7 separate regions of the Homo sapiens genome follow, and regions 1, 2, 3, 4, 6 and 7 are each linked to region 5. The links are chromatin contacts, found by Hi-C or POLR2A ChIA-PET in ENCODE. All regions are on one chromosome and are shown on one strand. Each heading gives the region's core, a stretch centred on a gene start or an enhancer-like site at or near the end of the contact. The rest is flanking DNA. Distances are from core to core; before and after follow the strand shown.

Evidence for each region. Hi-C counts contacts between places; a loop is a spot of excess contacts on that map. ChIA-PET counts read pairs that join two places held with the same protein, here RNA polymerase II (POLR2A). Pooled maps may share reads with other maps.
Region 1: a map of OCI-LY7 shows a loop between it and region 5 (4-fold over the local background). The contact joins the promoter of CLIC4 here to the promoter of MACO1 in region 5. A Hi-C loop is called at or near these places in 3 of 168 maps with a recorded cell type or tissue (CD4-positive, alpha-beta memory T cell, OCI-LY7 and naive thymus-derived CD4-positive, alpha-beta T cell), 13 of 37 single-sample maps with no recorded cell type and 11 of 50 pooled maps.
Region 2: a loop to region 5 is called in a map of CD8-positive, alpha-beta T cell, with 28 times the contacts of the local background. The contact joins the promoter of PDIK1L here to the promoter of MACO1 in region 5. A Hi-C loop is called at or near these places in 1 of 168 maps with a recorded cell type or tissue (CD8-positive, alpha-beta T cell), 4 of 37 single-sample maps with no recorded cell type and 15 of 50 pooled maps. POLR2A ChIA-PET finds 5 or more read pairs at or near these places in 3 of 52 experiments (H1, activated CD4-positive, alpha-beta T cell and activated CD8-positive, alpha-beta T cell).
Region 3: a pooled map shows a loop between it and region 5 (14-fold over the local background). The contact joins the enhancer-like site here to the promoter of MACO1 in region 5. A Hi-C loop is called at or near these places in 8 of 50 pooled maps. POLR2A ChIA-PET finds 5 or more read pairs at or near these places in 3 of 52 experiments (H1, HepG2 and RWPE1).
Region 4: a loop to region 5 is called in a pooled map, with 9 times the contacts of the local background. The contact joins the promoter of CEP85 here to the promoter of MACO1 in region 5. A Hi-C loop is called at or near these places in 3 of 37 single-sample maps with no recorded cell type and 10 of 50 pooled maps. POLR2A ChIA-PET finds 5 or more read pairs at or near these places in 1 of 52 experiments (naive thymus-derived CD4-positive, alpha-beta T cell).
Region 6: a loop to region 5 is called in a pooled map, with 4 times the contacts of the local background. The contact joins the enhancer-like site here to the promoter of MACO1 in region 5. A Hi-C loop is called at or near these places in 2 of 50 pooled maps. POLR2A ChIA-PET finds 5 or more read pairs at or near these places in 3 of 52 experiments (CD4-positive, alpha-beta memory T cell and activated CD4-positive, alpha-beta T cell).
Region 7: a loop to region 5 is called in a map of naive thymus-derived CD4-positive, alpha-beta T cell, with 8 times the contacts of the local background. The contact joins the promoter of RCAN3AS here to the promoter of MACO1 in region 5. A Hi-C loop is called at or near these places in 1 of 168 maps with a recorded cell type or tissue (naive thymus-derived CD4-positive, alpha-beta T cell) and 7 of 50 pooled maps. POLR2A ChIA-PET finds 5 or more read pairs at or near these places in 2 of 52 experiments (activated CD4-positive, alpha-beta T cell and naive thymus-derived CD8-positive, alpha-beta T cell).

What each region holds. Positions count from the first base shown.
Region 1 is chr1:24,743,985-24,747,311 of GRCh38, reverse strand. It overlaps CLIC4 (chloride intracellular channel 4), which reads right to left and starts at 1,865. Exons shown (of 6, transcript NM_013943.3): 1 at 1,687-1,865. The coding sequence starts at 1,758. RefSeq lists silencers at 1,294-1,453, 1,554-2,263 and enhancers at 1,345-1,950, 1,951-2,556.
Region 2 is chr1:26,109,431-26,113,110 of GRCh38, reverse strand. It overlaps PDIK1L (PDLIM1 interacting kinase 1 like), which reads right to left and starts at 1,287. Exons shown (of 3, transcript NM_152835.5): 1 at 1,196-1,287. RefSeq lists enhancers at 524-633, 1,014-1,243 and silencers at 1,294-1,933, 1,994-2,273.
Region 3 is chr1:26,034,201-26,037,732 of GRCh38, reverse strand. EXTL1 (exostosin like glycosyltransferase 1) reads right to left here. Exons shown (of 11, transcript NM_004455.3): 10 at 2,729-2,897; 11 at 1,269-2,568. The coding sequence ends at 2,386. It overlaps SLC30A2 (solute carrier family 30 member 2), which reads left to right. Exons shown (of 8, transcript NM_001004434.3): 8 at 1-481. Among named protein-coding and RNA genes, the nearest start is that of SLC30A2, 10 kb to the left of the region's middle. RefSeq lists enhancers at 1,420-1,519, 1,800-1,939, 1,950-2,039, 2,050-2,119, 2,618-3,348 and silencers at 2,152-2,315, 2,260-2,559. Within about 2 kb of position 2,237, at least 29 of the 41 ENCODE cell types and tissues checked have a DNase peak (open chromatin) inside an H3K27ac peak, as active enhancers do.
Region 4 is chr1:26,231,837-26,235,452 of GRCh38, reverse strand. CEP85 (centrosomal protein 85) reads right to left here and starts at 1,253. Exons shown (of 14, transcript NM_001319944.2): 1 at 1,143-1,253. RefSeq lists enhancers at 385-434, 525-584, 905-1,054.
Region 5 is chr1:25,428,720-25,432,201 of GRCh38, reverse strand. It overlaps MACO1 (macoilin 1), which reads right to left and starts at 1,305. Exons shown (of 11, transcript NM_018202.6): 1 at 1,024-1,305. The coding sequence starts at 1,103. It also overlaps a transcript of RHCE not described here. RefSeq lists silencers at 790-1,449, 1,840-2,279.
Region 6 is chr1:24,725,631-24,729,072 of GRCh38, reverse strand. No RefSeq gene overlaps it. Among named protein-coding and RNA genes, the nearest start is that of CLIC4, 18 kb to the left of the region's middle. RefSeq lists a silencer at 3,441-3,442. Within about 2 kb of position 1,417, at least 24 of the 41 ENCODE cell types and tissues checked have a DNase peak (open chromatin) inside an H3K27ac peak, as active enhancers do.
Region 7 is chr1:24,501,009-24,504,374 of GRCh38, reverse strand. RCAN3AS (RCAN3 antisense RNA) reads left to right here and starts at 1,993. Exons shown (of 2, transcript NR_144360.1): 1 at 1,993-2,027. It overlaps RCAN3 (RCAN family member 3), which reads right to left and starts at 1,539. Exons shown (of 5, transcript NM_013441.4): 1 at 1,225-1,539. RefSeq lists silencers at 1,197-1,696, 1,978-2,150 and an enhancer at 2,754-2,853.

The DNA.
Region 1 (3,327 bases), core at 616-3,115, 690 kb after region 5:
TGCCCACCTCAGCCTCCCAAAGTGCTGGGATTACAGGCGTGAGCCACCGCGCCCGGCCTCCTTCCTTTCTTGTATTTCAGGTTCCTTCCTACATTCTACGCATCTCAAAGTACTATATCTGCCACTCAAAGTAACCGAAACGCTTTGATATTTTGGGGGTTCTATACCTGTCTGCTGTTTCAGTTCCCTGGACCAAAAAAAAAAAAAAAAAAAAAATCGAAAATTGACAATTGAAAGAAAATCCTAAGGCAAACACTGTTCCAGTCATTACTGAAGACTGCAGAGGTAAATGCAGATTATTTCTTCTCTCCATCTCTTTTGTTTGAGACAGGGTCTTGCTCTGTCGCCCAGGCTGGAATGCAGTGGTGCGACGTGGCTCACTGCAGCCTCGACCTCCCGGGCTCAAGCAGTTCTCCCACCGCAGCCTCCAGAGTAGTACAGGCGCGTAACATCGCTCCCAGCTAATTTTTGAATTTTTTTGTAGAGACAGGGTTTCGCCATCTTGTTCAGGCTGGACTCAAGTAATCCTCCCACCTCGGCCTCCGAAAGTGCTGCGATTACAGGCATGAGCCACCGCGCCCAGCCCTTCTCTATCTCTTAAACACATCCTGAAATGTCCTTTCTTTAAAGTAAAAACTCGGGGAAAAAAAAGAACCCAATAGTTCTAGATGACCATTTACTTTCCGGTATGTTGCCTAGCTCTGAATGAGCCTGGCTTTTTAAGTGGCTGGAAGAAGCTCAAAGTGTTTTTTTTAAGTTTTGAGGGAAGGAGCTGGATCCAGATGTTTATAACTTCGACTCTCTCCTTTGCTAAAATAAAAAGTATTAAAGAGAAAAGCAAAGGAAGAGGGGTAGTATGTGTAAGCAAATAAATTCCACACATGAAAGCTGAAGACACAAGGGAAAACCAACCCTTTAAAGCCCAAGCAAGTTAAGAATTCTCTCCCTCAATTTCTTTCAAAACAAAAGGGCACACACAATCCTTCCCGAAGCAGCAACGCCGGGGGGAGAAGCCAAAATGTTGCATCATACAGAACACTCCGCGCTTGAGAAACGAGAAAGCCAGTAAATGCCCAAGACAGAAAAACACAAGTTGGGAATCTCGGTCTTTTCCGAAGGTCCAAGAGCACCTGCTCTTTGGTAAATTTGTTTAAGATTGCATCGAAAATTAAAGTTTCCGTTTCAGACCAGTGGGGAGCAAATGCTTTTTCAAAAACGCGTTCAAAGAAGTTCGTTTGAAAGCTCATCGGGCGGCGGGCCGCAGTTCGGGCTCCGGGCGGCGGACCGGAGCGCTGGGGAGCGGGTGGGGCCGGGCCCCGGCGCCCGGGCGGGGGGTGGTGACAGGACCCGCGCGCGCCCGGCGCTGGGGCCCCGGGGCAGGCAAGTCCCGCCCGTGGGCTCTTCCCGACCCACCCGGGCGCGGGACGCTGGTCTGGCGTCCGCCGATGCCTACGCGCTGGAGACGGTGGCCGCCGCCCGGGTCCCCAACCCGGACCCCTCGACGGGCCCTCGGAGGCGGGAAGGCGCGGGCGGCCCCCAGACAATGGGCCGGGGGCGCGGGTGCCCGCAGCGGGACGGGTGCTGGCGCCGAGCGGGGGCGCCTCAGGAGAGCCCCGGGACGCCGCTCCCCGCAGCCGGGAGGGAGCCGGGGGATCTGCCGGGCGGGACCGCGAGGCGAGCGCTCACCTTGACGAAGAGCTCGATGAGGGGCTCTTTGTCCTCCTCCTTCAGCCCATTCAGCGGCATCGACAACGCCATGGCCGGCTCGGCTGCGCTCCGCGAACGGCGAGGGCTGCTGCTGCTGCTGCTGCTTCTGCTCCGGGACTGCTCCGGCTGCCGGTTCCCGCCGTGCTGCTCGCTGGACTGTCCGGCGTCGAGCTGGCCACGGCTTCAGCTCCTCAGCACCGCCCCACGCCCCCCGCGCCACTCTGAGCCAGCCGCAGCCCGAGCCGCTTCAAACGGCTGGGAGGGGCGCCGGGGGCGGGGCCTCGGGCTGTAGGCAGGGCCAAGGCGCGGCGCCTCGGGACTCTCCGGGGAAAATAAGGCGGCAGGAGCACGGGGGCGTGGCCTCGAGCGGGGAAGGCGGAGGGACCGCTCCGGAGCCGAAGAAAGGACCTCTGCGGCGCCCCACAGCTGGTAGGGGGCGTGGCCTTGGTGGGCGGTACAAAGCTCAGGCTCTGGCGGGCGGGACCCGGGTACGCCTCTCTAGGGGACTGGTGCGGGGGGGAAAGGAGGGGAGGAATTCCCCAGGGGCCCGAGCCTGACACTGCCTCCCGCCGCAGCGCCTGCGCGTCCTCCGCAGCTGCTGCTGTTGCTGTGCCAGGTGACCTCATGCCTCGGCCGCCCTGGGGAAGCTAGGAGGCGCCTCCTACCCACTCCCCCGCTGCAGCACCCCAGGACTCATCGCCCTTTCCCGCAGCGGCTACCTCCCCAAGTCCCTCTATTACGCGGAGTTGCCTTTTCCAAGACAACTTACTGGAAAGTTTTCATCGCCTGGGGAACACCTTTTTCTTCTGCCTCTGACTTCGTTTTTCCCTTTGACGCTCCTGATCGTTTCGATCTTGGCAGCCAGCATATTCACAAATATATATATATATATATATATTTTTTTTTTTTTTTTTTTTGAGACGGAGTCTGGCTCTATCGCCTAGGCTGGAGTGCAGTGGCGCGATCTCGGCTCACTGCAAACTCTGCCCCGGGTTCACGCCATTCTCCTGCCTCAGCCTCCCAAGTAGCTGGGACTACAGGCACCCGCCACCGCGCCCGGCTAATTTTTGTATTTTTAGTAGAGACGGGGTTTCACCGTGTTAGTCAGGATGGTCTCGATCTCCTGACCTCGTGATCCGCCCGCCTCGGCCTCCCAAAGTGCTGGGATTACAGGCGTGAGCCACCGCGCCGGGCGCATATTCACAAATATTTATGAAACCTTACTGTGTTTCAGGCTCTGAGCTAGCCCTTGGAGAGTAACAACTCCCAAAGCTCAAGATCTTGAACTGCAATCTCAGTGCCTGCAGGCCACTAAGGACTTCCAAGTCGTTGTCCATCTTGTTCCCCACTGCCCACACCCATTTCTTCCCCCCGGCTCACCTGTCAAATTTGAGTGTGCATCAGAATCACCTAGGTGCTACACGCAGCCCCGCTTTTTGTGTTTCCCAGATCCTCTGGGAAAAAGAGAAATCCACATCTTAGCAAGCACCAGGACAATTCTGAAGTAGGTGGTCCGCAAACCAGTTAAACTGCCCTGGGATTTAAGCCCCCGAGGGCAAGAGCTGTGCTTGCCTTGAGATTGTAGGCACCTGGTCCTAGTTTGCTGCTGTTGAGTGCCTG
Region 2 (3,680 bases), core at 38-2,537, 680 kb before region 5:
GTTTCCTTTTTCCTAGTCATAAGACAGCTGGAGTAAACAATATCTATTTAGTTCTAGGTCATTTTTGCCAACAAAGATCCTGCATATCAAGGGGCTCTCTGACAGAGTTCTTGGGAATTCAACTTACTGAACGGTTTAAAGGCGAGGGCAAAGGCCCTGCACAGAAATGCTCATGTGTTGAATGGAGAAAGTCTAAAGTGGGCTTCCTCAGCGCCCAAAGAATTTCTAGATTATAACCAACTTCATGAACGAATTCTCATTTGTAGATTGTGACCACGGGCTAGAAAAGTAACCTGAGATTGTACAATATTTATTCTGTACAGCTGGGGAAGCAAAAGGCTACTGACCCTAGAGCCTGAGAAGTTGGGATCCACTGCTTTAAGTCTACAGGATAGATTTAATAAAAAGAAATGACTTCTGAGATTGTGTTCAGTCCCACTTCCTCTAACTGGACACCCACCCTTCAAATCGCTACTGAATTTCCTAGTGTCTAATTTCCTGCCACAGAATCCTCTGCGCCGGCTGCACAGCAGACGAGCTTTCCTGCTCTACGGGGATCGCCAATCACATCCACTCAAGGTGGTTCGTGTCTCTGAAGCAGTGCCATGTCCTCTCCAGCCTGGTACAGTCCCCATGGGGAAGAGCACCTTCCTGAATAGGGAGGAGAGAGGTGTTTATGAAACCCGTGGGATCCCGGATCCAATGATGCATCCGATGCGAACCTAAGTGACTTTCGACCGAAAGTGGCGGGCCCTCGCTCCCGCTGCTCTAACCAGGCGCTGGGACGCGAGCCGGCCAGGCCAGACACCTGCCGGCGCCCGGGAAGGGCCAGTCGCGGCCAGAGGTGTTGCCCGACGCGGCGGCTCAGGCCGCGCTCATTGGCCAAGTGTCAGGCCCTCCCCCTCCTCGGCCGTGCTCAGATGAAGCCCGGAGGGGAGCCTCCTGAGCCCCTTCGCTCTGAGGAGCCAGCCCTGCAGTTGCCTCAACTCCTCGGGGCTGGGGGCTGAGGGCCGGGGGGAGGTGGCCCCGGTATGAGAGGAGGCCGCGACTGGGGTCGGTGGCCTGAGGAGCGCAGGGCCTTCCCCAGGATGACTCCGCTGACACGTCTGTGACAAGCCTCCCAGGGAGGGAGGCACATGCAGGGCCATCGGCTCTGCAGCAAGACCTCTCCGCCACGCCGAAAGGCCAGATTTACCTCAGGGTAGACGCTGCCGCTTCTCCCTCTCATGGGCTCTGCAGGCCGCCATTATCGGGCAGCTCGCGCCTCCGCTGCCGCCGCCTCCAGTCAGCAGCCGGCGCGCGCCCCCGTGGTGCGCGCGGACACACCCCCTTACGCCGACGGCCCCGCCCCCCTCCGGCTTTCCGTAGCGCGAGCCGGGACGTTCCGCGCCACCGACGAGGCGCGCGGCCGGCGCTCCGCTCGCCTCCTCCCTCTCTCGAGGATTTGCAGAGCCGGGAGTCGTCGGAGGTGTGCGCGCTCCGGAGCGCACCACTGGTGCTGCTCCCCGCAGGGGTGGCCGGGCTCGGGAACCGCGAGGCCACGCCACGCCGGGGCTCGGCCACCCTCCAGCCGCAGCGGGCGCTCAGGGCCCGCGGCCCCGGGGACCGTCTGCAGCGGCAGGTCCGGGCCTGGGGCTGCGCGCGCCCGGCCGCGGCCTCCCCTCCCTCTACCCGCCCCCTTCCGACCTACCGAGCTGCGGGCTGGGGTGCGGGGCTCGCTGGGGTGGAACGCCCGGTGCATCTTCCGCGCGGGTCTCGGGTGCCTGCGGGGCGCGGTGCTCTTTGGCGGGCCTGCGGGGAGGTGCGGCCCGACCAAGGAGGCCTGGCGTCCGCCCCGCCGGGAGGGAGACTGCAGCTTTTCTCCGAGTCACTGAGCCATGTTTGCGGGCGGTGCAGTTGCGGAGACGGCGGCGGCGGCGGCGGCGCGGGGCTGGGTGCGATCATCTGGGAGGATGCCGTCCCCTGCCCCGCCGGCGCGGTGGTATCTCCCTTAAAGAGGCCGGCGCCTCATTGTTCCCCGGCTGCGGCCGCAGGGAGCCAGGGCCACCTCCTCGGCGTGGGGAGTGAGGGCGCGGAGGCGCCTGCACCTGGCTGCGGTGCCCACGGCGCCCCCCCGCGAGGCTCCTGGTGGAGGGTTGGTCTGCAGTCGGCGCAGGGGAGAGGCCTTGGTCCGAGCCAGGATCCACCGCGCTCCTGCCGCTCTCGGGGCTGGACAGTCAATGGGGTCCCCGCCGCTGCTGCAGTCGCTCGGCTGCCACACGCTGTTAGTCAGATCCCGCACGCTGTTGGCCCCACAGCCAGCCCGGGGTCACTTAGGACCGCATTCCTCAGTCATCCAGTTGTTAGATCAGTAAGCATCCGCCAGAAAAGTCCATTCCTTCTTACTCGATTTATTCTGCACCCATTACTTCTCAGCAGGGTGATGATTCCTCCTCCCAGCGCTCGCTCTGTAAGGCACGATGTACAAAAAATCCCTGTCGCTGTGCTCAAAGATCAACTCATTTTATTTTCTGTCCTTTATGCCCCTTCTCCCGAGAGTCTGGCACTGGGTTAGGTCTTTATATAAATGATCTTGCTTAATCCTAACCAAACCCCACAAGAGTAGGTTTTATTATCCTGTTTTTACAGGTGAGGAAACACCTCTGCCTCTTCTCACTGAAGTGTCTGTTTTGGGATGTGTCTACCTTGAATACCCATTCCTGGTGTAACACACCCTCCCCTTAAAAAAAAAAAACAACAACGGTTCTGTAATCTGTTCAGATTTTTGTCCTGAGTGCCATCCAAGTGTCAAGTCTTCAGCTGTTTGCTGGAAACACTGGTGTCAGCCAAGACTTATTTCCCGCCCTCAAAAGTAGAGGGAAAATATAGAAGGCTCTGCGTAGACAGCTAACTACCTGTGTGGGTTATTGATCCCAATCAGGGGAGGGACCTCTCTCTCGATCAAAGTAGCGTTTTCATTTTGTCTCAGTCATTAAATATCATAGGAACCCTTGCTCTTAAGTCAGCTGCAGATGAGATTTGAAATCCACTCTCGCCCCCAGTTTAGGCTCACTGTTAAGTCTGTGAGGGGGGTTTAGATCTTGTGGGACCTGAAACTTAAATAATTTGGGGTGTCCTCCTGAGGAAAAATGTTATAAAATGGCCCTGTGAACACATATCTGGAACACTGGAAAGGGTCCCTATAAGTAAAGGACTCTGAAGCTTAAGATTCATTAGTTTCAGGGTAAATCTGCCTCCTGCTTATTATGTCATTTTTTTTAGCCTTTAGGCCTCCTGGAGGACTGAGAATTCCTAGGGGCAGGAACCTTGTCTGTGATTCATCTCTGCAGCCTCCTCAATCTGATATGGTATCAAAATACACCTAAGGCTAGCATTCTCATACATAGCTGGTGGGAAGACAAAGTGATATAACAGTTAACAAGGAAATTTGGCAATATATAGCAATATTATTTGATCCAGTAACCCTAGATCAAATACTAGATTTCGAGGAATCTATCCTAGTAATATACTGGCAAACACACACACACAAAACAACAAACCTGTATGTACAGGGCTGTTCATTATGGCATTAATGAATAGCAAAAGATTGGAAACTGCTCACATGTCTAATGATAAAGAACTGGTTGAATAAATTATAGTACATACACAGGATAAAGTACTATGCAGCCATGAAAAGCTAT
Region 3 (3,532 bases), core at 988-3,487, 600 kb before region 5:
GTGAAAAGTCTGTGGAAAGCACTGGCCTGGAGAGGGGTGGGGGGTTGCTGGTGGGTGCTCCATTCCACCACAATCTCAGGGGACTCAACCTCCCCTACCCAACTCCCCACCCCCACCCAAGCCATGGCAGGCCCCAGGAACTTGATCCTGGGCTTTGCCGTATGCCAAGTCCTTACACCCCTCTCAAGAGACAGTCATTGGCTGGGCACGGTGGCTCATGCCTGCAATCCCAGCACCTTGGGAGGCTGAGGCAGGCAGATGACTTGAGGCCAGGAGTTCGAGACCAGCCTGGCCAATATGGCGAAACCTCATTTCTACTAAAAATACAAAAACTAGCCAGGCGTGGTGGCTTGTGCCTGTAATCCCAGCTACTCGGGAGGCTGAGGCAGGAGAATCGCTTGAACCGGGGAGGCAGAGGTTGCAGTGAGCTGAGATCACACCACTGCACTCCAGCCTGGGTGACAGAGCGAGACTCCAGCTTAAAAAAAAAAAAAAAAAAAAAAAAAGGAGACCATCACTGCTGTCCTGCATTCTTACAGATGAAAAAACAGGCTCAGAGGTTGAATCGTTTTCCTGAAGTCAGACAGCCAGTGCAGGCAGGTCTGGGATTTCTGCCTCATTTCGGTAGACCTTCCTCTACAGCAGGGTCTGGGGGCCTGTCGGTCTGCGCTGCCTGTTGGTACAATACAAACCCCTGGGACCAGCAGTGCCCGGCCCATGGGTGAGGACATGCCAAGGCAGTTCAGTGTCCTGGGTGTCACAGCTGTGATTGGAAAGGTGCCTCTTTCACCTGGCTGGGCCTGGCATCCAGCGCCCTCCCCACCCTGGGAAGGCTGCCTGGGCCCCAGCTGTATGCTTTCCCACCCACCCTCAGTTCTTGACTCCGGGCCGGACTGCCTCTCCCCCACCTCTTTAATTTCCAGTCCGCCCTGTACCTCAAGCATCTCACAGCACCACGCCTCCCAAGGGTAACCCACTCTGCCACTCAGCTGTGACTGGCTCTAGGGAGGACCTGAGTCATCCAGGGGCCCGCCGAGGTCAAGCTGGGGGGTGGGGGTGGAAGGCCTTGGAGAGGCCTAAGGGGACAGTATGTTCCTGCCAGTGAGACAGTCACGGGAGTTTCCAGAGCTGCCAGGCCATCAAAGCAGGAAAACACCTGACACCCTGGACCTGGGCTGGACCCACCACCCTCACCCTCTGGAGTCGCACGCGCTCCCAGGCGAGCCCTGAGCCCTGAGCCCCTCCCTCGAGCAGCTGCTGTAAGGGTATTTATAGCCTGGAGCGTGAGGGGGCAAGGACACGCGCTTTATTTCGGAAGTGATAATTCCAGCTCCAGGTGGGTGAACCCCGGAGGACCTAGTGTCCCCCCCCAACTCCATTCTCACCTATACCGCTCGGGACAGTCCCTGCTCGCGCCCAGCCCACCTAGAAACAGTCCCTTCTTGCTGAGTTCCAAGTGTGCAGGCGAAAGAGATGGGGCTGTTCTTCAGATTTCTCTTCCCAGCTTTCAGCCCCCGAGCTGCCCACAGCGCTCACCCTCCACATCCCGGCCGCCCTCTGGACATGCGGGTGAAGAGTGCGGCGCGACGCTGACCTCTAGTGGTCGGCCTTGGTAGTGCAGGGCAGACGGCCGAGGCTGAGCCGCGGGCCGTGCGGGGACAGGCCACTTGTTCCCATCCCGCTTTCCTCGCCCCACTCCTCGTTTACCCGCACCCCTCTGCTCCTTGGTTGAGGCTCAAGGATTGAGCCTGACAACCCAGGCGTCTTTGGGTAGTTGCCTTCCCGGGACTAGGAACCCTAGGAATGGGTGGCGGGGTGGGGCGGGGACAGTTCTGTCTCTCCGCTCACCCTGTCCCGCCGCCGCCCTCATAGGGCCAGGCACGCAGTTAATGTCTGCCATCCATCTATTCGTCAAATATTTGCGGCACACCTGCCTAGCCAGAGAGAAAAGGACACGACACGACCCGCCCCCCGGGGCTCGCAAGCCAGTCCTGGGGCCTGACCGTGCGGGAACCGCGGCAAACACTGGACTGCGAAAGCGCAAAGGAGACCGAACCCATTGGGGGCGGAGGGGGAGGAGGGCCAGGCAAGTCCCTGGAGGAGACAATGCTCTGAAAGACGAGCAGAAGTTAGCTGGGTGGAGAAGCGGAGAGCGGCGCTCCGGTCGCGGGGCTCAGCCTCCGCAGAGGCTCCGCGGCTGAGGGCGAGCAGGAGAAGGTAAGGCCACGCCCCCCTGTTGTGATTGGCCAACCGGGGTCCGACGTGTGGGCCCGCTGGCTGACATGATAGGTTCTCCGGTGTCCCAAGAGCGGAGCCCGCCGGCAGGCGCCGGGCCCCCTGGGAGCTGGGCTGCGACCTCTGCTGGGGTCTCCGCGGGTCGCCCCCCTAGGGCTTCTCCAGGCTGCGGTACTTCTTGCGCTGCACGGACACCGGGTCCTTAAACAGCACCGGGTCCAGACGCAGACGAGAGGACAGCAAGGGCATGTGGCCGAACGCTGCCGCTATCTGGTTGATGCAGTCGGGGGCTGGGGCAGGCGGCTTTGGCCTGGGCCCCGGGCCCCCAGGCGCCTAAGAGGGAAAGAAGCAATGCATTAACGGGCTTCTCTGCCCTTCCGAACTCCCCACGCCCGTGCAGCAAGAAAGACTGGAATTAGACAGTGAGAGGGAATCCTCTCCGGCATCCCCGCCCAATCCCTGCCAGTTCCGACCAATCCCCCTCAGCCCTCACCAGTGGAGCAGCCTCCTGGCGCTGCTTGCCATAGGGCACCTTGATAGGGGGCAGCTTGGTGACTGCTGCTACTATGAAATTCATCAGGACGTCCACACAGGTGGGTGCCTCATCTGCCAGGGTCCTCAGAGCCTTGGGCAGGGAGTGGGTGAAGAGAGTGTGGTAATACCTGGGCAAGAGGAAAAGACAGGGAGAGGCTGCAGCCAAATCCATCCCCAGGCCCCATTCTCCTCCCTCCTGACCTCACCTCTCCCTTTGACCCCCATCCCCAAGCCTCTGAGCCCTGGCTGCCTCAGAGAGCTCCCATCCCTGGCGTGAACAGCTCTCCATTGTGCTGTGCCCCGTGGCTTATCTGCAGTTAGTGGTGTGTTCCCTGCCCTCTCCCTCACAGCTCCTTGGGCCCCCCATCCTTGGGCTCTGAGCGCTGAACTCAGAGCCAGAATTAGATGGGTTTGGATCAGCTGGTTTCAAAGCCATCAAACATGGAAGCCCAAAGAACAGTTGTGGATGAACCAGGCTGATACCGCTCCGGGTGAGCTCACTTCACACGGCCCTCAGACAGGCCAGCCTCATCTCGCAGACATTAGGTAATTCTTCACTCTACTGAGAATTCCCTGCAGAGCTCCTGAGTAATCTATAAGAGGTTCCACGTTATGCATATTTGATTTAAACATGTTTAAGGAACCCCTCTAAAGAGGTCTTACAGAATTCAGTCTCTGCCCTAAGACCGGAGCACTTCAGGCAGCTTCTGGAAGGTCTGGGATGTTCCCCAACTCATAACATCCACATTCATAAAGCATCAGG
Region 4 (3,616 bases), core at 4-2,503, 800 kb before region 5:
CACACCATTACACTATTTTCACCGCCTTGATCATTCATTAAACCTTGTGAAAGAGAAGCCAAATCCTTGACAAGAAGTTGCCTTTACAAAGAAAAGTCGTGAGACATACAAAACCACCAGATCACTATAAAGCAGACAAGGTTTGAGGGCAAATAAATGAGGCCTGGCTAGCTTCATCGTCCTTGTATCACCACCGCCCCCTACTTATCCCAGTGTTCAATTCATCAACCGAAATTTACTGCGTGCCTACTATGCGCCTGGCTCTGAGCCACGTGTTGGGAATGTACTGGTGTAAAGGATCGCTCTCATTAACTGAGGTGAAGTAAGCGTTGAATATACTGTTGAACAAATAAACCTGAACACACTAACTTTCAGTTCAACCAAAGCACCAGCTCCTTCTCGCTGAAGGAAGCTTCCTCACCTTCCGCCCTACTGACATTTTGGGGGATTTTTCTTTGTTGTTGGGGGCGTCCTACACACAGTAGGCTGTGTAACAGCATCCCTGGCTTCTTCGCACTAGATGCCAGTAGCAAGCCCTGGAGCTGTGACTATCAAAAGTGTTTCCAGACATCGACCAATGTCCCCAGGGAAGCAAAATCGCCCCGGCCGAGAAGTACCGGGGTAAGGCCCCGCCAAGTGCTTTCCGTCCCACAACCTTAATTCTCTACACAGCCTTCCAATCTCGGCTCAAACTTCTCCTCCTCGGGGAGGGCTCCCTGACCTCTCCGACTAGATCCGCGCCTTCTGTTTTGCGCTCTTTGTAAGATTTCTCCACTCTACCCTCACTGCGCGCCGAGGGATTACCCCGCTTAACGTCGACTCCCAGGGCTGTGCGCTCCGCAAGGGCAAGGAATGCGCCGCTCGCTGTGTCCCTGGCTATCGGCACAGGGCCTGGCACGCAGGTAAAGTGACTGCCGTGGGGTGAACCACGGACGGCAAAGCAAGGCAACGGGGGAAGCGAGGGGAATGGGACGCGAGAGGGCGTATGCCGGGGCACTGGCTTCGGAGCCGAGGCGCATGCGCTTCGCTCTCCCCGGCCCCTCACGGTGGCAGGTCGCGAGCGTCTGAGGCTTCGCCGGAGCTATGGGAGGAGAGGCAAGGTCGGCCACTAGGACTGAGGCTCCCGAAGGAGGAAAACTTACACGGGCCTGAAAGCGGGCGGCGAAATCCCTCACTCGGGAAGACTGACTGCAGCCACCACGTCTGCGGTGAGCGGTGGTTCCCTCCCTCAGCTCCTCTAACGGCCGTTGCACGCCCGCCAGGCCGCGCGCCACAGAACGCGCGTCGTTTGGCCCCACCCCGTTCTGCCGCCTCTGGCCAATCGGGAGTCGAGCCGCGCCGGCTTCCCGCCCCTTTCTATCCTCTTCTGACCAATCGGCAGCCGAGCCGCGTCGGTATCCCGCCCCCACACGCTACCCTCTGCTCAGAGAGCCGGACGGATCTTTCTGCGCATGACCACGTCGCCACTTGGCTCCTTCTCTGCCCCTTGCCGCGTTTTACCTGTAGGTGGAGCTCTGCTCACCTAGACCTGGAGGGGCCCTGCTGGGCCTGTGCAGGTTGGGAAGCTGGCGGCCCGCGGGCGGGGCTGGGGACACGAGAATCCCACTCAGCTTGCCTCACCCTCCTTCCATTCCAACGCCGGTCTATCAGTTCTCACACCTGAAGCAGGGGTTCAGGTTGTGACCAGGAGTTAGGGTGTGGCCTGGGTCACTGACTAGTCAGGGTCAAGGCTTGGTCTGGGTTGGACGCAGTGGTCAGCCTGTGACCAAGGTTCAGGTTGAAGGGTAAAGGATCAGTCCTGCCTCCCTCCCCAAACTTGGTCCACAGGAAAAGGAACTGTTAAGTCCATTTGCATTAATATGCGCTTGAAGAGTCAGACAGGAAAATTGTTTGAAAGGAGAACAGAACCATCAGCCAAAGGAATGAATCTCAGATAGTGAAATTCTGGGTATCTAGAAACCTGACTTGGCAGGGAGAGATACTAAAAAATTGTATAGGAGGCCGGGCGCGGTGGCTCATGCCTGTAATCCCAGCACTTTGGGAGACAGAGGAGGGCGGATCACGAGGTCAGGAGATCGAGACCATCCTGGCCAATATGGTGAAACCCCGTCTCTACTAAAAATACAAAAATTAGCTGGGTGTGGTGGCGCATACCTGTAATCCCAGCTACTCGGGAGGCTGAGGCAGCAGAATCGCCTGAACCAGGGAGCCGGAGGTTGCAGTGAGCCGAGATCGTGCCCCTGCACTCCAAAAAAAAGTTGTATGGAAAAAAAAAGTTGTATAATTTCTTAGCTTTAAGAGCCAGACAAAGTGAGTTCATTACTGAATAAAAGTCACTCTAGAGGAAAGACCCTAGGGATGTGCCCCAAGGTTGTATCCTTTGTCCTCTCTTTTAGTATTTTAAGATAAGAATATAGAAGACATAAAATAGCAGATTTAATGGATAATGAAAATGAACCTGGGTATGATATGAAATTAGGACCAGAAGCCTCTGTTAACGTAAAGGCTAAAAAAAAAAATGTTAAGACAGGGTGTCTAAATGAATAAATTTATGGACTGAAGGGTAGAAAGCTAGAAAGTGTTAGTCCTGGCCGGGCACGGTGGCTCACGCCTGTAATCCCAGCACTTTGGGAGGCCCAGGCAGGTGGATCACTTGAGGTCGGGAGTTTGAGACCAGCCTGTGGCCAACATGATAAAACCCTACTAAAAATACAAAATTAGCCAGGTGTGGTGGTGGGCACCTGTAATCCCAGCTACTGGGGAAGCTGGGGCAAGAGAATCACTTGAACTCAGGAGGAGAGGTTGCAGTGAGCCAAGATCACTGCACTCCAGCCTGGGCAACAGAGCGAGGTTCTGAAAGAAAGAAGGAAAGAAGGAAAGACGGAAGGAAAGAAGGAAAGAAAGAAAAAGAAAGAAAGAAAGAGAAAGAAGAGTCAGAAAACATTGAAAGGCTTCCATTTCTTTTGTGAAAGGCATATGTGAGGAGGGAGGGAACAGGGGCATCTAGAGGACTGAGAAGAATTAGGAAGATGTGAATTGCTGATACAGAGGATAGAAGAGAAATCCGACTGGAAACATAGTGGAAGTGTTGAGATTTAAATTTACAAATAGCAAACAGTACATTTGTACAGTTCTTTGTAATAGATATCTATAGTTTAAAAGTAATTCCATTATCTACTGTCAATTTTCTTTTTTGTTTTGTTTTGAGACAGAGTCTTGCTCTGTCACCCAGGCTGGAGTGCAGTGGCACGATCTCAGCTCACTGCAACCTCTGCCTCCCAGGTTCAAGCAATTCTCCTGTCTCAGCCTCCTGAGTAGCTGGGACTATAGGCACCCACCACTACACCCGGCTAATTTTTGTATTTTTAGTAGAGACGGGGTTGCACCATGTTGGCCAGGCTGGTCTCGAACTCCTGACCTCAGGTGATCTGCCCGCCTTGGCCTCCCAAAATCCTGGGATTACAGGCGTGAGCCACCGTGGCCGGCCCTACTGCCAATTTTCAAATGTGAATGACTTGTCATATGTATATATATACATATATGCTAGTCAGGGTTATTGCACAGTCTGAGGCTAGGGTCAGGGCTTGGTCTGGGTTGGAGGCACTGGTCAGCCTGT
Region 5 (3,482 bases), core at 56-2,555:
AAGCTAATTGTAAAACACCATGAGGACTCAATTAAGCCTACATCCACATGCTGAGAATTCTTCTTTGTAAACTAATTACTTCTCCACCGAAATCTGTATCAAGGCAAATACCATTTACAAGTAACATTCTGAGAAGAACCAGAAAATAACAGTCGTACACAAATCGACTTGGGGAAGCTATGATAGTAAGTTGCCCCATGAACCTGTTGTCTTTCTCTACCGGTGGACTGAATTCAATTTCTATTTAAAGGGACACTGCTTTTCTTGCGGATGAAAAAAAAAAAAAAGAGTTTGGAGAAAATCCCTTTTTAAAAACGTTCAAAGCAAGCTATCTGCTTGGAATTGTCAAAACAATATTTGCTGAAAAACTGGTCATCAGACCCTTCCGAATCTGGAGCAGGGCCACAGGGCATGATTTGGGGGTATCAGCTTCAGCCCTGGGTGCCAAGTTTGAGATCCCATATGGGAAGCAGAAGGTGAAAGAAGTGACAGCATGGCCCCAGGCCAGTATGCTGGCAGCTTGGGGGAACGAGGGGCCACAGTGGGCTCTCAACTTTGTCAGCCTCCCCCACCCCCCCGCGCTGTGGTCCACGCGCCTCCTGGCTCCGGCCGGCAAGCCCCCAGGCCACCGGGGGGCTCGGGGGCCAGCGGCGGCCAGTCAGAGGTCCCGGAAGCGGCCCTCCCGGCCCAGCGGCATGGCCGGGATGCTGAGGAACGCCGGGCTGGTTGGGGGCTCTCCGCCCCTCCCCCCGGCGGGCCCGGCGCTTCCAACGGCGGCGCGGCGGCTCCCTCAGCCAGCGCCCGCCGCGCCCTGCCCGCCCGGCCGGGCCGACCCTCGCCACGCCCCGCGCACCCGGGGCGGACCCCGGCGGGCGGGCCAGCGGCTCCGGGGCCAGCGCTCCTTAGGAGAGCCCCCGGCGCGGGCGTGCGGCCTACTCGGGGTTACATAACGGGGCCAGGCCCCTCGGAGCTGGAGGGGGACCGCAGGGCCCGCGCCCGCGGAGTGGGGGTGCAGCCGCTCACCTGCCGTAAATGCCCTCGGTGATCCGGTTCCGCTTTAGGGGGCGGCGGAGCTTACTGCAGTCGGCGTTCCGCCGCTTCATCCTCCCGCTGGGGGGCCGGGTGCCCGCGCCGCCGCCGCCGTCTCTCACCTCAGCTGCCGCCGCCGCTGGCCCGCCCCGCGTCGGGCCTGGACTCTACCCCTGAGGCCGGTCACACAGACATGGAGCCAGCACCCGGGGGGAGGGGGTAGCACGGGGAGGGGGGGCTCGGAGCCTCCTCCGCCTTCGGAAACAAAGAAATGACAATTCCGGGGCCCGCCCGCCCAGCACCAGCCAGCCGCCTGCCCCGCCTCCTCGGCTCCGACGGACGGCCCGGGAGGCCAATAGAAGCCACCGGTAAACCGCTGTCGGCCAATCCCAGGGCCCGCTGAGGCAAAACTGACTCTAGAACCCGCCCCTTTGAAGGACGGAAGAATGCGCCAATCATTATAGTGTCTGGGTCCCCGGCTGAGCCTATCAGAAAAGATTTAAATAGAGGCTTATAAATAGGCCCTATAAATATAACATCCTATATTACGCCTTGTTGCGAAGGTATGCTTTATTATTATTGGGTTGCGTTTCATTGTATTGTAATCCCTACTAGAGCATACCGTACGGCATGGCATTGTAGGCTCTCGTCTAGCAATGTATGAAATCGGAAGGCCCGGGTTTGCGGCATGTGCGGTGTCTGCGCTGACGTGCGCTTCAGCCAGTCGCGTCATTATGTAAGGGAGCATCCCAGGAACAGCGCCGGGGACCCTTCTGCGGATGCTGGAGAGCTCGGCCAGGCCGACCGCGTCAGCGCGCACCGGGGGTACGAATGACAAAGCAAACCCCACACGCACACAGACACACACCCTGCCAGCTTCCCGCGACGTGGTGACAGCGCGCCGGCCAATCGGAGGTGGCGGCCCCGCCCCGGGTTACGCCACGGGGCGGAGCCGTGGGGGCGCGCGACGTAGCGCAGAGATGCCCGGGGCGTGTGCGGCGGTGCGGCCCGGGCTCCACGTCCACAGGCTGGGCAGCGCTGTGGGCCCCGCGGGCGCCGAGTCCGCAGGACCCGCGAGGGCACTACCGCGAAGCATCGGCCTCCGGGCCGGGCCGGGCCGGACCGGGAGCCTGCTCGGCGGGTCCGGGCTCCTGCAAGGCGGGGACGCGGGGCCGGCGACCCTTCACGCTTCGTACTCATTGAGCGCCGATTTTATGCCAGGCACCGTGCTGGGTAATTTGCGTGTATTTGCTCATTTACTCCTTATAACTCCCCTGCCACGTACGTATGGCAAAGTAACACTTAGAAAAGTCCGCATGGTGTTTTTTTTTAAGAGAAATAAAAAGAATGTTTATCATTAGAGAAAACTGGGGAAAATGTAGGAAAGTGGCCGAAAAGGAAAAAACACCAATGAGTCTCATCACATTAACACAAATACAGTTGACATTTTATTGTATTTGCTTGTTTTCCAATTTTCCCCTATGGATGATAATGTTACTATTGCTATTAAATAGAATAGTGGTCATACTAGAATAGTAGTCATACTAGAATAGTAGTCATACTGTTTTTAACATAAGCATTTTTACATGTTTTAATGCAGCTTTTATAAATATTTCTGAAAATATTGCAGAATGTCCTATCCAGTAGCTTTATCAGTGTAATCCCTCAACGACAATGGGGCAGTTAGTCTTCCAGTGCATTTTTAAAACTTCCCAGGAAGGGCTGGGCGCGGTGGCTCACGCCTGTAATCCCAGCACTTTGGGAGGCCGAGGCGGGTAGATCACGAGGTCAGGAGATCGGAGACCATCCTGGATAACATGGTGAAACCCCATCTCTACTAAAAATACAAAAAATTAGCTGGGCATGGTGGCGGGCACCTGTAGTCCCAGCTACTCGAGAGGCTGAGGCAGGAGAGCGAGACTTTGTCTCAAAAAAAAAAAAAAAAAAAAAACTTCCCAGGAAGTAGATGCCATTTTGTTTTGTCCTGGGTTTCACAGAACTCTCTCTGGCCTGTAATCACCCCTCCCTTAATCAACATCTACCCCAGGGAGAAACTTTACACCAAATGCGTTGTCCTCAATCATGACTCTGTGTTACTTTCTTCTGCTCACAAACCTTCAAAGATCTCCCAGTGCCTGGAAGAGAAAACCCATTCTGTTTCGAAGGGCATCCAGAGCTGGTCACAGTGGGGACCCACCCTCCTTTTCCAGGCTACGCCAGGCAAGCAAACCGTTTTTCTCACTATCCTTAAATCCACTGCAACCGATCTTTCCCCCTTCCTGCCTCTGCCCCAACACAGTATCTCTGTCAGTGCCGCTTCTGGTGTGTGGTTTCTTAGGCAAGGCTTATCCATCCACTTAGGCAAAAAGCTTCTTGGAGATCAAATCTATACCCTGCAGAGATACAGTTAAGAAAAATGGCCAAAGTACTTGCTTTTTCAGAGTAGGGCTGAA
Region 6 (3,442 bases), core at 168-2,667, 700 kb after region 5:
AACTTGCCAGGCACGGTGGCTCACGCCTGTAATCCCAACACTCTGGGAGGCCGAGGCGGGCAGATCACCTGACGTAGGGCGTTCAAGACCAGCCTGACCAATATGGAGAAACCCCATCTCTACTAAAAATACAAAATTAGCTGGGTGTGGTGGCGCATGCCTGCAATCCCAGCTACTCAGGAGGCTGAGGCAGGAGAATCGCTTGAACCGGGGAGGTGGAGATTGCGGTGAGCCAAGATCACGCCATTGCATTCCAGCCTGGGCAACAAGAGCGAAACTCCATCTCAAAAAAACAAAATAAATAAATAAATAAAAATAAAAAGGGTTGGGTGCGGTGGCTCACGCCTGTAATCCTAGCATGTTAGGAGGCTGAGGTGGGCGGATTACCTGAGTTCAGGAGTTTAAGACCAGCCCTGGCAACACGGTGAAACCCTGTCTCTACTAAAACACAAAAAATTAGCCGGGCGTGGCAGCATGTACCTGTATTCCCAGCTACTCGGGATGCTGAGACAGGAGAATTGCTTGAACCCAGGAGGCAGAGGTTGCAGTGAGCCGAGATCAGGCCACTGCACTCCACACTCCAGCCTGGGCGACAGAGCGAGACTCTGTATCTTAAAAAAAAAAAAATTATATGTATGTGTATATCCACATCTATGTCTATCAGTTTATCTCCATATATACATATAGATATGTATCCACATTTATTTTCTCTCTATATAGATGTAGATATGGATTCATATCTACTCTGTAGAAAGAGAAAATAAATGTGGCAAAATGCAAAACAATTGATGAATCTGGGTAAACGGTATTTAAGAGTTCTTTACATTATTTTTGCAAGTTTCCTGTTAGTTTGAAATTACTTCAAATTAAAATAAATGGGGGCCAGGCAAGAGGATCACCTGAGCCCAGGAGTTGGAGACCAGCCTGGCAACATGGTGAAACTCTGGCTCTACTAAAAGTACAAAAAATTAGCCGGGCATGGTGGCTTATACCTGTAGTGCCAGCTACTCGGGAGGCTGAGGTGGGAGGATTGCTATAGTCCAGGAGGTCGAGGCTGCAGTGAACCGTGATTGTGCCACTGCATTCCAGTCTGGGCAACAGAGTGAGACCCTGTCTCAAAAATTTAAATAAGTTAATTAATTACATTAAATAAACATCAAAGAGGTTCAAAGAGAGGGAAAAGCTGGATCCCCAAGTGATATTTAGGGGAATTTCCCCACTCCTGTTGGACTTAAGTGAGGTGCCAGAACTCATCCTATTACTTCTCTTTTTAAGGACTTTGTGGTGAATTAGTTGGTTTCTCTTTTGCTAACAGCCAGGAAGACACTCCAGCTGTCTTAGATCATCGTCCCCGAGGCCAACCCACAGTGTCTGGTCCTTGGGGCTGGGCCTCCTGGGCCGGCCAGCTGGGAAATAAGACAGCACTGCTCACATACTGCATCTTTCCAAAGTGAAACTGGCAAGGGAGTCTGAGCCGCTGGGGCCCACTTTTGAAAGTGGAGGGGAGAGTGCTGTTATGCTTTCTAAAAAGCTACACGTATAGGGTGTCATGGCTCACACCTGTATTCCCAGCACTTTGAGGGGCTAACACAGGTGGATCGCCTGAGGTCAGGAGTTCAAGGCCAACTTGGCAAAACCCCGTCTCTACTAAAAATATAAAAATTAGTTGGGCGTGGTGGTGCATGCCTTATAATCCCAGCTACTTGGGAGGCTGAGGCAGGACAATCACTTGAATCTGGGGGGACGGAGGTTACAGTGGGTCCAGATCGCGCCACTGCACTCCAGCCTCGGCGACAAGAGCAAAACTCCATCGAAAGAAAGAAAGAGACAGAGAGAGAGAGAGAGGAAGGAAAGAAGGAAGGAAGGAAGGTGACCTCACTGAGTGCGGTGGCTCACGCCTATAATTCCAGCACTTTGGGAGGCTGAGGTGAGAGGATTGCTTGAGTCCAGGGATTCAAGACCAGCTTGGGCAACATGGTCAGACCCTGTCTCTTCAAATAAATAAATAAAAAGTTTTTTTAATTAGTTGGGCTTGGTGGCACACACCTGTTTCAAAAAAAAAAAAAGTGTGGCCTCTCTTCTTGGTGCGGAAGTGCAGGGAGGAACGAGTGAAGAGCAGCTGCCTGCCTCACCTGGCCTGGGGTCCTGCAGGTTGAATGGGAGAGGAGAGCTTATTCATGTGGACACTTTGGAGGGAGGGAGTGCAAACCAGGACGGGCAGAGGGCATCTTTGAAGTTTTGTTCCCTGAGCTTGGAGGTGCTCATTTCTGTGGAAACAGCCACTTGGCTGGCAGCACACCGGGGCAAGTCAGCCTTGGCTCCTTCCAGGTGGAGCCAGGGTCTCTCCGAAAGGGGAATCTCTTAAAAGAGCCAGAACAGTGAATGGAAGGGGTGGGAGCCACAGATGGATTCCAAGGATAGCAAGAGGGGACTCTGCGGATTTCAGGAGACAGTCTGTTTTGTTTTTTTGTTCTTTTGATACGGAGTTTCACTCTTGTTGCCCAGGCTGGAGTGCAATGGTGCGATCTCGGCTCACCGCAACCTCTGCCTCCCGGGTTCAAGTGATTCTCCTGCCTCAGCCTCCCTAGTAGCTGGGATTACAGGCACCCGCCACCTGTAATAGCCCAGCTATTTTTTTTTTAGACGAAGTCTGACTCTGTCACCAGGCTGGAGTGCAGTGGCGTGATCTCAGCTCACGGCAACCTCCGCCTCCCAGGTTCAAGCAATTCTCCTGTCTTAGCCTCCCGAGTAGCTGGGACTACAGGCACGCACCACCACGCCCAGCTAATTTTTGTATTTTTAGTAGAGACGGGGTTTCACCATGTTTACCAGGATGGTCTCGATCTCTTGACCTCTTGATCCACCCACCTTGGCCTCCCAAAGTGCTGGGATTACAGGCGTGAGCCACCGCATCTGGCCAATTTTTTGTATTTTTAGTACGGACGAGGTTTCACTGTGTTGGCCACGCTAGTCTTGAACTCCTGACCTCAGGCGATCCACCCATCTCAGCCTCCCAAAGTGCTGGAGTCTGCTGTTGTTGTTGTTGTTGTTGTTGTCGTCGTTGTTTGAGACAGAGTCTCACTCTGTCACCCAGGCCAGAGTGCAATGGCGCCATCTCAGCTCACTGTAACCTCCGCCTCCCAGGCTCAACCGATTCTCATGCCTCAGCCTCCCGAGTAGCTGGGACTACAGGCGTGCGCCACCAGGCTTGGCTAATTTCTGTATTATTTGTAACGACAAGGTTTTGCCATGTTGCCCAGGCTGGTCTTGAACTTCTGAGCTCAAGTGATCCATCCACCTCGGCCTCCCAAAGTGCTGGAGTTACAGGCATGAGCCACCTCACCCCAGCCTATTTTTCTTTTTCTCACTTTTTCAAGATTCAACTCAAGTCCTACGAAGCAAGATCTTCTGGCTCTTGATCTTTTACATATCAGTTTCCCTG
Region 7 (3,366 bases), core at 744-3,243, 930 kb after region 5:
GCAACATAGTGACACCCAATCTCTACAAAAAATTAGCCGGCATCTGTAGTCCCAGCTACTCAGGACGCTGAGAGGTGGGAGGATCGCTTGATCCTGGGAAGTTGAGGCTGCAGTGAGCTGTGTTTGCACCACTGCACTTCAGCTGGATGACAGAGCGAGGCCTTGTCTCAAAAAGAAGAAAAGAGAAGAGAAGAGAAAAGAAAAGGCAAGGCTTGCCAATGCAGTAAAATGTAAAGCTGATGACCTGGCTAAAGAAGAGACTCAGTTTTCAAGCTTTTCACAGTCTTCCTGGATGGAAAGCCCATTTCTAGATCAATTTAAATCCCCACCAAAAAGAACACATTTGTGTGATGCATATCTGGCTCCTGAATTATGTGTTTACAGAGTTTAAGATATTGAACCAAAGCCAATGAAATAGTCTTAAAACAAATTACTTTACATCGTATGTAATCACAGCTACAGATAAATCAATTGCTTCTTTTGCCAAATAGTACATCAGAGACTTCTATGAAAAGTTCAAATAAATGTGGTGTACTTGGTGGCTTCCAACAAGTGGAAGCGAATATTTTTGGCTTTCAGCACTACAGGAAAACATCACTTTAAATAATCCTTGTTTGTATCTGAAACACGGATCTGGATTGCTTCCTACACTAGAATCCTAATCTCTAAAGGAGATGATCAGATTTTGCACGGAAGCTAGAAGAATCAACCTGGAACAGATCACTCCTGCCCTACCTGTCCAGGCGGCGGACAGAAGCAGACAGACAAGTTTCAAGAAGTTAGGGAGTCACTAATGCGATGGTGATCCACGCACCGTGGGGGAAGCGGGGCAAGGGAGAAAGACAGGGGGCTTCCACCTTCCAGGCGCCCCTACACCGCTCCTGCCTTCACAGGCAGGCTGGGCCTGTCGGCTTTTCAAAAGGTCAAACACACTTGGTGGGAGAAAATCGTTGGTGGAGAAGACAAAACATTTTTGTTTTGTTTTCCGGGACACCACCCTCGAGGCTGCCAGACTAGACCCCGCGCGCGAGAAGGGTGCGGCGGGAGGCGAGGTCGCGGGAGGCGAGGTCGCGCGCGGTAGCATCTCCCGGTCCCGCGGCTCGGAGTGCCCACCCCTCCCGGACTTCTCGGGGCGGCTTTTTTTTTTTTTTTTTTTTTTTTAACTTTTCATGCACCACCCCCCCCACCCGCCCCGCCCCGCCCCGCCCCGCGCTGGGTGCAAACCTGCTGGAGAGGCCGGGCGCCGTGGGGCCTCACCTGCACGCCCCGCCGCCGCAGGACGGGAGCCGGGAGGGCAGCGGACGGGCCCGGGCTGCCCGACGGGGCTGCGGGGAGCCGGACGGCGCGAGCTGCGGGGCCTCTGGGAGCCTGGTGGGCGGCGGGCGGGGCCGAAGGCAGAGCCGGGAGCCGCCTGCAGCAGCAGCCTCGCCGCCACGCCCTCGACGCCGGCGAGAGCGGCCCCCTGGGCTGGGACTAGGGCGGTGTCCCGGCTGAGCTAGGCTGCCGGCGCCGCGCGCCCGCCTCGTCCCCTCCTGTTCTGGCAGGGCGCGCGCACGGCGGCGCAGGCGCCAGAGCCCAGGACAAGGCGGGGACCCGGGCGGGGACCGGGGCGGGGGCGCGCGGGGGCCGGGGTGGGGGTGTCTCGCCGCGCGCGCCCTCCTCCCGCTCCTCCGGGTTCCTGGTCCCCAGCCTGTGGGGGGCTTGGGCTGTAGCGCTGGGGCGGGGGCTTTAGATCACCCCGAAAACAGGACCTCTGGCGACCTTCTCGTTTTCCACCGGGAGCGGAGAGAGCCGATCTCCTTTTCCTGCTAGCCCCGTAGGACAGTCCCCGGAGCAGCTCATAGGAATATGACGAACGTTTACTCAGGGCTGGTTACTATGTACACTGCGCCCCGCGCGCGGCGAGTTTACCTCGGTTCACCTCCCGGCAACCGGCGGCCCGGATATTATCAGATGCTGTGGGCTTCCCGGCGCCTCATTGCCCGAGGAGAGGCGGCCGCAGGTAGCTGAGCTGGAGCTAGCACAAGGTGTGGGACGGCACAGGCTGGGTCCCGCCCTGGCGGGTACAACCCTCTTCCCCTTACCCACTCCTTCCCCTCCCCTCCCATCCCCTCCCCTCCTCTCCTCCCCACTCGTGCTCTTCTCCCTCCTCCCGCTCTCCCTCCTCCTCTTACTCCTCTTCACCCTATGCCCTATCTACCGTTGTCATACAATCCACATGTTTAATGCTTTCTTTTTCGTGTAAAAACCCTTCCACGCAGTCTTGCTTGTCTCCGACGCCTTAGGAGACCATGGGACATGATTACAACTATTACGCAAAGGGAAGAGCCGGGGTCTAAGCTGTTGAGCGAGTTTCAGTGATAGGACCGAGGCTTACATTGGCAGGTATTATTACCACCAATAACAACTATGATGACAAAGCTCCTGAGCCCAACTTGGAAGGCAGCTGGTGTCTCTTCCCTTAGCCGGCAGAGAAGGAAGCAGGGTCACACAGCAGGGAAAATAACTGGGCTCATCTCCCACCTACAAGGACGCGCAGTCACGCAGTGGTGCGCACCCGTAGTCCCAGCTAACTCAGGAGGCAGAGGTGGGAGGATCGGTTGAGGCCAGGAGTCTGAGACCAGCCTGGACAGCATAGCAAGACTCCGTCTCAAAAAAAAAAAAAAAAAGGAATGTGCAGTTAGAAGAAAATCAGCTCTCATTACCCACTCAAGACCTTTCAGAGGCAAAGTGAGGCACAGTGAAGCTTAACATCAAAGGCACTCAGCGCCTGCATCATGGGGCAGGAAGATGGACTAAAATGTGTACAGCACATCTAATCCCTGTTAGATGTAAACTAAGAAATCAGGGTTGGATTATGACCCCAAGGGCTCCCCAGCAGTTGAGCCCAGCATAGTCACCGAGGTATGTCCAGCAGATCGCCCCTCCTACTTCCTGCTTGCTGCTTCTGTGGTTCCTGCTGCCTCCAACCGTGCTGCTCCTGCTCCCCATCTTGTCTTAAACTAAGTTCTTCACTTTCATTCGTTTAACTAATATTGATGGCAAGCTGCTTCTTTTGTCAAGGTCACTCTAAGGACTATAGTAATTATTTTTTCTCTAAATTCCTCTAACACAGCAACTTTTGCAAAAATTGAGGGTTGTTTTTTTTTTTTTTTTTGGTGTTTTTTTGTTTGTTTTGAGATGGGTCTGCTCTGTTGCCTAGGTTGGAGTGCAGTGGCACAATCATAGCCTCAACCATCCAGGCTCAAGTGATCCTCCCATCTCAGCCTCCTGAGTAGTTGGGACTACAGGCACATGCCACCATGCCTGGCTAATTTTTCTACTTTTTGTAGAGACAAGGTTTCACAATGTTGCCCAGGCTGGTCT